Regions from separate parts of the Homo sapiens genome. Here region 1 is linked to region 2. A link is a loop called in an ENCODE intact Hi-C map of the cell type or tissue named here. Cell type or tissue: Caco-2. All regions are shown on one strand. Each heading gives the region's core, and the rest is flanking DNA. Links, peaks and the distances in the headings are about the cores only.

Region 1 (5,387 bases), core at 178-5,177, 48 kb after region 2:
TCCATCTCTACTAAAAATCTTAAAAAAATTAGCTGGGCATGGTATGGGCACCTGTAATCCCAGCTACTTGGGAGACTAAGGCAGAGAATTGCTTGAATCCCAGAGGCAGAGGTTTCAGTGAGCCAAGATCGCACTACTGCACTCCAGCCTGGGAGACAGAGTGAAACTCCGTCTCAAAAAAGCAAAAAAAATTCTCAACCAGGGCCAGGGCCGTTCCCTGCACACTCCTCCCCTGTCCCCAATTGATCACACAGACACAGACACACAACAGGGTAAATTTGACAATGCCTGAAACATTTTTGCTTGTCATACTGGGAAAGCAGTGCTACTGGCATCTGGTGTGCAGATGGCAGAGAAGCTGCTCAATATCCAATAATGCAGGGGACAGCTCTCAAAAGAAAGGTTGATCCAGCCTAAAATGTCAAAAGTGCCAAGGTTGAGAAACCCTGGTCTCCTAATACAGTCATGTAAATGAAAGACAAATAGTTCCAGTCAAATTCGCATGATCATCCATTCACTCATTCGCAAACATTTAGTGAATTTCCCCTATTTTCCAGTGTGTTAGGTACTAAGATGCAAAGATGAGATACTCACAATCCGTGCCTTTAAGAATCTGCCACTTTCAACAAGAATGACATCATATCTGATATGAACATTCAGAGCAAAACCAGATGATTCCCAGATGTGCGATCAGGGAGCACCAAGAAATGGCAGCATTTAAATAGACAGGTATTAATCACATCGAGGAGTGGGGAGCACTGAGAAGAGGGTTAAGGTAAGGCACAGCTAGGAAAGAGAAACTGGAGAGGCAATTCATTATGCAGAACCGGGGCAAACCCATGGTACAGGATCAGAGCAAACAATCTGGAGTGGAAAGGATGAGAGGTTACATTGGAAGGGCAAATGAAGCCAGATTGCATGACGTCAAAAAGCCAGGCTAAGAAAGTTTTGTTGCTGTTTGTCTCCTTTTTTGTTTTTTACTACATGTTATAGCAAAGGGAAACCATAAAAGGTTTTTTGAGACAGAAAATATCATAATCAGAGACATGGAGTTGAAACACTTTCCTGGCAGAAGTGTGTGAGTGGTGGCCCCACTACTTCCTGAACGGGCCACCTGGAGAAAGAATAGGAGCACCTGCTCTGTAAGGCCAGGCTGCCTTTTGCAGACACTGATCTTGCTGCTTACCTCCTATTTCCTTCCTTTCCTCGCTGTTAGGATTTCATCTTTATTACTGGTTTTTGAGCTGTGACTCTAGGACTTCTTAATGACAATTAATTTTGATCTTCACATACTAGTATCAGAATCATGTGGGGAGGGTGGGGCAAGGCAGACAGGACTGAGGGGCTACCAAGGGGTGAAAAATATGTTCATTATCTTGACTGTGGTGATGGTTTATGGTGTGTGCATGTGGTAAAACTTCCAAATTGTGTGTTTTAAATAGGTGCAATTTATGTCAAGTATACTACAACAAAGCTGTTCGGGGAAAAAAAAGAATCACCTCTAAGGCTTTTTATAACTTAGTGTTTCTGATTATGCAAATTTGGGGTGAGGCTTGAGATTTTGCATTTCTAACACACATTGGGAAGCATTGCTCTATGCTGACCTTGATAAACCATTTCCCTTCCTCTTCTGCTTGGTTTCCAGATTTCCCTGTCAAGATTCCTCTTGAAGGGGTCTTGGGCACATGCTGACCTTACTTCATCAACCTCTATTTATCTCTGATCAGTGCGGTCTGCCTTCTCCCTTCTCCCACTCTAATGAAATTGCTCCTTCAAGGATCATATATGATACTGATCATCAGCGTTTCTACAGTACTTATTTGCCAACTTTGTTCTAAATACTTTATATATATTTTAACTCATGAATCCTCTTAACAGACAATAAGATAGATACTATTGTAATCTCAACGCTGGCTCCAGAGTCATGTTCTTAACCACTACTTGTCTTAATTGCCCTATCAATGGCCTCTTTTTATTTGACCGCTGAGAATGGAAAAAAAAAGCAACCCCTGACATTCCGAAGCTGGCCTGGCACTCATAGCTAGTGTTGGGAATAACACTCAAAATCCTAGGGAGACTGAACACTCAAACAGAGGATTCTTAGCAAAGCAATTTTACTTCTACGCAGAGGGGTGCTTCCCCTTGGCCAGTCGCCATGAGAGCACACCTGAACAAAGGGGCATGAGAGCCTTTACTCCTGACACAAGTCCTGCCCCTGTACGCTTTCCCCATTGGCCGGGGTCGGGTCGCACAATCTGAACTAATCACGGTTGGCTAGACATTTGAACTTTTTTTAGATCAGGTGGGCACGTAAGGGAGAGAGGGAAAAGAAGAAGAGGAAGGGGTGTCTGCAATGAGCTAGAGAGCTAGTTTTCTTTCCAAATAAGGAAAGGAATGTGAGCTGGTACTGATAAGCCTGGTACTGTGGCTTGTCCCGGCATGTAACAAAGGCAGAAAAGAGAAAAAAAGGAAAAGGGGTGGGGGGGGGGTGTGGATTACTATGAATTAAAGAATAAAGGATTGGTCAGGCTATTTGAAGAGAAACCTCATCATATCCCACAGCTAGGATGTGTTAATTTCCTATTAGACATAAACAACGTCACAGAATACCAACCTCAAACAAGCCTACCCTGAGACTGTGGTAAAATGAGTCAAAGCAAGTCCAGTTTGTCATTTTGTCTAAGAAGAGATAAAAGCAAGGTCGCTGTGTCACCCACAAAATACCAAACACCCCCTCTCCCAGCCAAAACGAGTGACTGCTACTTTACCAATTACAATTTTATCCTCTTTCTAATTGTCCCTCTCTACACATAAGATTTATTGAGATACCCAATCACAGAATTGTTGTACTCCTGAAAGTACCCAATTCAGGGTATGCCCCTGCTTCCTTCGACACCTCCTAAATCACCCAACCAAAGCCCAGATCTTATAATAGGTTGTCACACATCTTACTGAGACACGCCATAATTACGCTGGTGTATGTCTTCCCTGCCTGCAACAAGAGATAAGCCCAACTTGTTCAACTCTAAGTGTCTTCCTGGTAGCCTTTGGCTGGAGGGCACTGCCACCTCTGCGCCATATACAACTTTCCACTCCTTGAAATCCTCTTCTTCCTTGGCCTGTAGACATCATTCTCTCCTGGTTCTCCTCCTATTATTTTTTAACAACTTCCAATGATTTCTACTTCCTGGTATTCATGTCCTTGTGTAATCCCTTCCCATTGAGTGTGGGCTGGTAGTGACTTGCTTCAAATGGACAGAATACACCAAAAACAATAAACTGTCCCTCGTGAAGAGCAGGTAGCAAAAAGACTGGCTTCTGTCTTACTTGCCGTCTCTTGCTTTCTTACCTGCACACTCTTGGTGGAGCTAGGTGCCATATTGTGAGCTTCTATACGGAGAAGCCCATAGTGTCAAGGAACCCAGGTAGCCTCCCGGCTACAGCCAGTGAGCAACTAAGGCCATCAGTCCAAGCCTTGTAAGAACTGAATCCTACCAACCACCATTTGAGTTATGTTGAACTGGATCTTCCCCTCATCAAGCCTTGAGAGAACTCTGATCCTGGCTGAAACTTTAATTGCAGCCTTGGGAGAGACTTTGAAGAGAGACATCCAGCTTACCTGTGCTGAATTCCTAACCCACAGAAACTTAAGATAGTAAATTTTTGTTGTTTCAAGTCTCTAAATATTGGGATAATTTGTTATGCAGCCATAGATAACAATTACAGATCTCCATAATAGAAAGATAATTTTTTCCACAGCATAGATTTAGCTGTATCACTGACATAAACTCTTTCACAGTTGACCACTGCCTCTAGGGTAAAGGCTAACCTGATCCGTGATATATATCCTTTGCTTTAGTCCCAATAAACTGCTTATAGGTCTCAGAACATGCCAAGTGCACTCTCTCTGTGACTTTGACTTCACTGTTGACTTTCCCTGGATGTAAGTTTTCCCAAGAGCTCCCACACTAGAATTAACTGTTCTTCCTCTGGGGTTCCAAAGCCCAAAGTAATGGAGGCAGGAAAGGTATAGAAAACCCACAGAAATGAGGAAATAAAGAAAAAATACATTTAATAACACAAGAGACAGCAGCTAGAAGAATGATGGCAGAAATTCAATGGCCCCAAAAAGAAGGGACAGTGCACTGCAGCAAAGGGTGGGCTTACCCACAAAGGGGATGGAAGACATCCTTTGTGAGAGAGTCAGTCTGATCCTTAGGTTGGGAGTTATATTTGTAGCTGGGGGGAATGATGGTAGAAGCCTTAGGTGAAAGAATGCCATTGATATTTTCGCCCAATCAACATAAGCAGCCTGAGGCACAGGCAGATGCCTAGAGCCCTGCTCCCGTGTGGGTGCCCATCATGCAATAGCCTCTGGGTACATTTACAAATATTATTTTTAGATGTCACTTTTGGCTCTCAGAACTTTTGGCTATCAGAGTTACTTTACTCTCCGCCCTTAAATTAGGTTTCTTCCCTGTGGAATGTCAGGGGTTCTGTGATGAAACCATATCAACTGTGCTCAAAATTGTTATTAAATTTCCTTTTCAGAATGTTGTTTTTATTTTTCCTGGTTGGGGTGGCCATTTGGTGTAAAGAAATGAATAAGGGAAAAACCTTTGCTAAAGACAGCAGCTATGAGAAATATTTAACAGTATGCAAATTCAGCAGGCAGCTCCCCAAATGAAAGAGAAGGGAGGGGGTTTGTTCTACCCTTAAAAAAAGGAAATGCATTAAAATGCAGTCATTAACTAGTGGAGTATTCTAGAATTGGCAGTTACCTACTGAGATTTTGGGTTAAGTTTCTCTGGGGGTATAACAAAATTGTACATCCTCATGGGAAGCAAGAAGAGAGGAGGACTTGGAGCAGTGGAGCACGGATCTTAGCAGAGTGGAAAGAAAGGAAAAGAAATGCCTTCCCGGCATCATTCTGATGGAAGATGGGGAAAAGCTGCCTGTGGCAGAAACAGGGAGAGCAGTTCTGCCTGCCAGGGTTAGCCAGCGGCCATGTGTTACTCATTTACTCTGCAAGAGTTTTGATGCCAGCTCCGGCAAGTTTGAAAGAAGCACTCTAAGCCCTGTTTAGGATGTGGGTAGTTAATTACAGTGACAATACATTGAAAGGGAATAAGACAGCCATGTATCTTGGCTGTCACCGAACCACAGATTTTTAGGACCCAGAATAGGCCTTAGCACTGATAATATTTATTTCTTTGATCATCAAAGGTCATAAAGAGGCTTTTAAATATGAAAGGCATGCTAATATTTTATATGGTTTATGAATTTCTTGAACTAATGTATATGAACACAGCGTTGTCATTTTTGCTTTTATTTATATTGCTTGCCTGTTTGCTTGCCTGCCTTTCTCTCTCTCTTTCCTTCTCTTC
Region 2 (5,387 bases), core at 166-5,165:
CAGTACTCCAACTGCTGCTGCCACAGGACTCCTCTTGGTAACCTCTACAAACCCTGTCCCTTCTGCCTGTTACTTAAAGCTTAGTGGGAGGGTCTGTAAATTTCTATTACCCCTGTTCTCTATCTTTACACTGTTAAGTTGACTCTACCCTTTGCAGCCTTCCATCCACATTTCAAAGGGTGGTGGGATTTTTGCCAGCAGCTTCTGCCCTCTCAATTCATGACAACTACTGTTAGTTTACTCCCTCTTACAGGTAACTGGTCAGAGCAGCCTTTGAGCCTAAATGGAAGTCCTCTGCTGAAATGAATGGATTGGACTTCCTCTAAGGAAGGGATGCTGTAGGAATCCTCCCAGTGGGACATTTGCTTTGACTTGTTTTTTCAGCAGTAGAGATTTAGTTTTAACCACATTTCACTCCTGACTCACTGAGGACAATAGTGACATTTGCAGAATGGCTGCTCAGAGTTAGGGGTGCTGTCAGGCCAGCCCCTGACATTGGTAGGCTTGGGCAAGAGTACAAATGCATAGCCACTTACCATATGCCTAATATTTCAAAGTTATTAATTAAGCTAGCAAACTACTATGTATATTCCTACCTTGACACATATAACAATAAAATTGAAATATAAAACCTACAGATTTTATATGACAAAAAGCAAAATATCAGCAACTGAATTATGCATATCTGCTAGACATTATACATATCTAGATTTTCTTTGATAGGCTATATGGATAAGTAATATACATGATTCATATATATTTATTCTATAAAATTGATATTTCTCTTTAGTAAAATCACTGTGTTGTTATAATTGAGATTTTCACTTAATTTGTGTTCCATTGACAGCGGTGATTGAAAGCTTTGCTGTTCTGTATGGTAGCACCTAACAGCATTTCAGGTGTTCTGTTCCTCAGTGACACTAGCTACATTTCAAATGCTCAGTAGCTTCATGTGGCTAGAGCTAATGTATTGTACAACATGGAGAGAAAACAAGTCCATCATCATAGAAAGCACTATTGAACAACATTGATCTAAAAGATTCATCTATTCAGGCCCCATGTGGTGGCTCACACCTGTAATCCCAGCGACTCAAGAGGCAGAGGCCAGAGGATCACTTGAGGCCAGGATTTCTAGACCAGCTTGGACAACATGGCAAGATCCTGTCACTACAAAACAGTTTTTTAAATAGTCAAACATGGTGGTTTATCCCTGTAGTCCCACCTACTCAGGAGGCTGAGGCTGGAGGATCATTTGAGCCTAGGAGTTTGAGGTTGCAATGAGCTGTGCACTCTACACTCCGTCTGGGTAAAGAATGAAATCCCAATTCTAAAAAATAAATAAATAAAGGATTAATGTAGTCAAATCATACAAAATGTTTGTACTTACACCACAAATGTAAATTCCTTTTTTTATTTCAGAAAATTAGAATTATTTTTCTATAGTTGTTAAAAGTTTTCTTTCAAATGATTTAAAGTTATCTATTAGAATTAAAATGCAAAATACAAATTATGACAATGAATATAAACACTGAAAAGTTATTTTTTTAAAGCATAAACATTTTATTTAATATTTGGAAATTTAATTACACCTTATTAATGTGTAAATAAAACATAAACTTAGCAATTCTAGCATTCATTGTCCACCTGGTTGCTAACATAAATAATCAGTATTATGTTTCATGTGTTATAACTTCATATCTACCATTTTAACAGTAACATTAATTAGTTAATTTTTCAAAATATTGGCCAATCACCACGTTCAACCGCATGCAAATGCTATACTGCTGTATGACTTCTGCCAGAACCATGAATTGTAACAAAAAGAGAAGCAAGAAAATGAATGTTTGGCATTGCTAGGAAACCCTCATTATTTAAGACTGTATGATATGCTTGCTATCTAAAAGGAAGGTTTTGACAGTTTAATTCATTTGACTTTTCTTTGAATCAAGCGCCTCCACTATACATCATCCACACGTTTAGGAGTGTCCATCTTCCATGTCAGCAGCAGCACACCCTGCAAATCTTCAGGTTGTGGGATGCACTCACCTTTGTTTCAAGGACAAGGGACTATAGGGGAGAAGTGTTTCTCTGGGGCCCGAACGGTGTTGGTTTTGAAAGCAAAAGTTTAGGGTAAAGTTTTATGCAGTCTTTAACACTGAGCACCAGACCTCTACTGACAGAAGTGGCTGTATGTTCCTTAACAAATTTATTTTTATAGGTGTGTGATGCCCAGGGCAGGAGCCCATCCTGCCAGTCGGTGGGCCGAATTGCTGGCTGTACTTGTGCAGTGCTGGGGCCTGGCAATAGCAACTCTGCTCTTGAGATTTGTCCAAACCCCATTAAAGTCAAAATGTAAATATAACAATGAAAACTGATCTGACCATAACCCATCCCTACCTATCCAAAACGTTATGTCGAATTAGGAGGTTAACCCCGTGCGGCAAGTTCCTAAGCTAGCTGAAGTATTTGCCAAGAAGCATGGACAAAATGATCATTTGGATACCTCCCAAGGTCACTCAATTGTAACCGATGGAAAAGGAAAAGAAAAGATTGTCATTGTTTCCATTGCTCATGTTTTCTTATCTAGGCCTTGCTGAAATGATTACTTCCCACTTTTAGATGCATGTTGGGATTATGAAAGTGTGGTTTGAGAGAAATGGGAAATGTAAATAAGCATTCTTGTATAGATTTCCAAAATGACATATTCAAGGATGGCAAGTTGTAGGAAGAGAAGGTAGGAGGATGAAAGGAAGGGAAGAAGGAAGGAAGGGATAAAGGAGAGAGCTAGCACTATCTAGAGTCCAACTTCATTTGAATTCCAACTGTGTGAGTTAAATGAGTTCATTTCCACTTCCTGACTTGTAGAAATGGAATTACATGTGAAAGCTCTGTGTAAACTCTGAGGCGCTGAGCAAACTTGATTATTTATTATGTTGATCTCTAAGCAAAGCTGGGAGTGAGTAGTGCCTCATCCCACTCCCCACCCATCTCGCCCCCATTATTCTTTCCCTCAGAGGACAGTGCAGGCATGCACAGCAGTGGGGCCTCGGCCACGTGATATGCAGATCCCTGTCCTTGTGCACACGCACGATTTGTGTCGACTTTACTTAGCTTCAGGCATGAGAGGAGCAAATAGAACTTTTCACCCAGGACTGACTTCACTTCACAGCTTCCCTCACCTTTTGAATGTGTATACATGAAACCAGGGAAAATGGAATGAAAATGAAAAACACATCATTAGTTTTTCACAGGGGTCAGAAGAAACCAGGTCATTTCAACTGTCACCAGCGAAGCCCTGTTTCACCTGAACAAATGACAAAAAGGGAGCAGGTGCCCTTTTTTGTGGCTGTTCGTATCCTACCTAAGGTCAGAACCTGTCACTGACAAAAGGCAAAGCTCATCCAAGCATAGTTCAAAGCCACTTTTGTATAAAGGCTTAAACTACTAGGATGAATTTTTTAGATGCCCCAGGAATTCCTTCTCGTGGCCTGATTAAAAGCAGAGAGGTAATAGGTTTTAGTTCTTTGCTTTGCTCACATTACCCTCAGAATATAAATTAATCTCTGCATTGTTGGTACTGAGGCAGTGTATTGCATATTCTTTTTTATGTTATGAAGATGTTATCAGCCTCTCACACTGTGTGATACTGGGAAATTCACTTAACCTCTCTGTGTTTCAGTTTCCTTATCTGTAAAACAAAGATAATCATTGTCCACACTTCACAAAGTTGTTGTGAGGATTAAATAATAATGTGATAAGTATTGTAATAAAACAGTAGTTCCTGGCTGGGTGCAGTGGCTCATGTCTATAATTGCAGCACTTTCAGAGGCCAAGGCAAGAGGGTCACTTGAGCCCAGGAGTTTGTGACCAGCCTGGGCAACATAGTGAGACCCTGTCTCTATACAAAATAAATAAATAATTAGCGGGGCATGGTGGCACACACCTGTGGTTCCAGCTACTTTGAAGGCTGAGGTGGAAGGATCACTTGAGCCCTGGAGTCACAGCTACAGTGAGCCATGATTGCACCACTGCACTTCAGCCTGGGCGACAGAGCAATACCTTGTCTCAAAAAAAAACATCAGTTCCTGGCACATCATTAGTGATGTAAAAGTTGTTGTTGTTGATGATGTTAACCATTGATTTTTAAATTAAATACTAGAGAGAACCGACCATGCACAAACTCCATGCTGGGGTTCTATATGTGTGCAGATGGGTTGGAAATATCTAACTGGGCCCAGTTACCATTTAGATGGGAAGACTTTCCAATAGATGTTCCTGTCCTTTCTCATCACACTCTTCTTTCTGGGCATAATGAGTTAATATCAGCTGCCAGACTCAGCACCAGACCAGTAAAACTGCCTGGTTTATCATGACAGGCCCTTAGTATTTCTCCATCTACAAAATGGGAATAACTCCTGTGCTGTCTACCTTCACTGTGTTGTAGAAGAGCCAATGACAGTGTGCATGAAAGTTCTTTAGAAACAGGGAAAGCCTATGCACATGGAAGGTAGTATACTGGGCCCTCAATTACTAGACTTTGATTGATGAATAAGGATGATCTAAGATCTATAACAGAGTTTCTCATGAAGCTCTTTTAATTAATTTTATCAAATAGGACTTAAAGTTCACAATTTACACATAGGTCATATTTTTATAAAAATCTTTTTCTGATTGGAACTTTTACCTATTCGCTATTTTAGGTAAAATGACTAGGTAGGTTGATAATCTCTAAAAATTCTCCTTTTAGTCACGGGATCAGTAGCAGGGCAGATCTTACAAGGCAATCTCAATATACGGTACCAGAAAATATGAGTATTACAGCCATGTCTGAGCCTGTGTTCCTAGGAACCAGGAGACCCAGGAAATGACCTGCTGGAAGGTCCCTGGCACCAGTCAGATCCCCTCTGAGAGTTGCTTTGTATACTCTGCTGGGGACAGCCCAGGTCTCCTGGTGACTTCCTTGATCCAAGTGCGGGCAGAACACCAGGGCTGCCTGACACTGAGGCCACCTGGGGCAACAGGTCACGCTGTACCCTCTCCTTGCACTCCTGCATCCTGAACTAGGGGAAACAACTCCCTACACAAAAGCAGTCTTCTGACCAGAATAGTCCAACTGCCCTGTCCCCTGGGGACAGGAGAGCCCGGATCAGGCTTTTTCCTGTCTGGAAGCAGGGTTCCATCTACAAGACCAGCGGCTGCAGCCACTGTATAGACATAGTAACCACTTGCCCACACACATATTGGCAATGGTTTTCAGGCTGGTTAATCATCTATAGAAAAAGCAAAAAGCCAATTTATGAAGATTTTATCAGAGCCCTCTGGAGGTCACTGTACAGTCTCTCTACTTTTGTTTAAGTCTCCAAGAAGTACTAGAAGAAAATGGTTTC

What was found. Hi-C counts contacts between places; a loop is a spot of excess contacts. Peaks named below come from ENCODE experiments on the same cell type or tissue, not always from the same donor. Only the 100,000 strongest peaks of a DNase experiment are listed, where the experiment ranks them.
Region 1: it touches region 2 in a loop (3-fold over the local background); 5 of 110 quality-filtered maps call a loop at or near these places.

Annotation. Positions count from the first base shown.
Region 1 is chr18:7,512,147-7,517,533 of GRCh38, reverse strand. No RefSeq gene overlaps it. Among named protein-coding and RNA genes, the nearest start is that of PTPRM, 52 kb to the left of the region's middle. In Caco-2, for the core only: no CTCF peak of the experiment used is centred there; a DNase peak (open chromatin) is centred at 2,263.
Region 2 is chr18:7,559,763-7,565,149 of GRCh38, reverse strand. No RefSeq gene overlaps it. Among named protein-coding and RNA genes, the nearest start is that of PTPRM, 4.9 kb to the left of the region's middle. In Caco-2, for the core only: no CTCF peak of the experiment used is centred there; no DNase peak of the experiment used is centred there.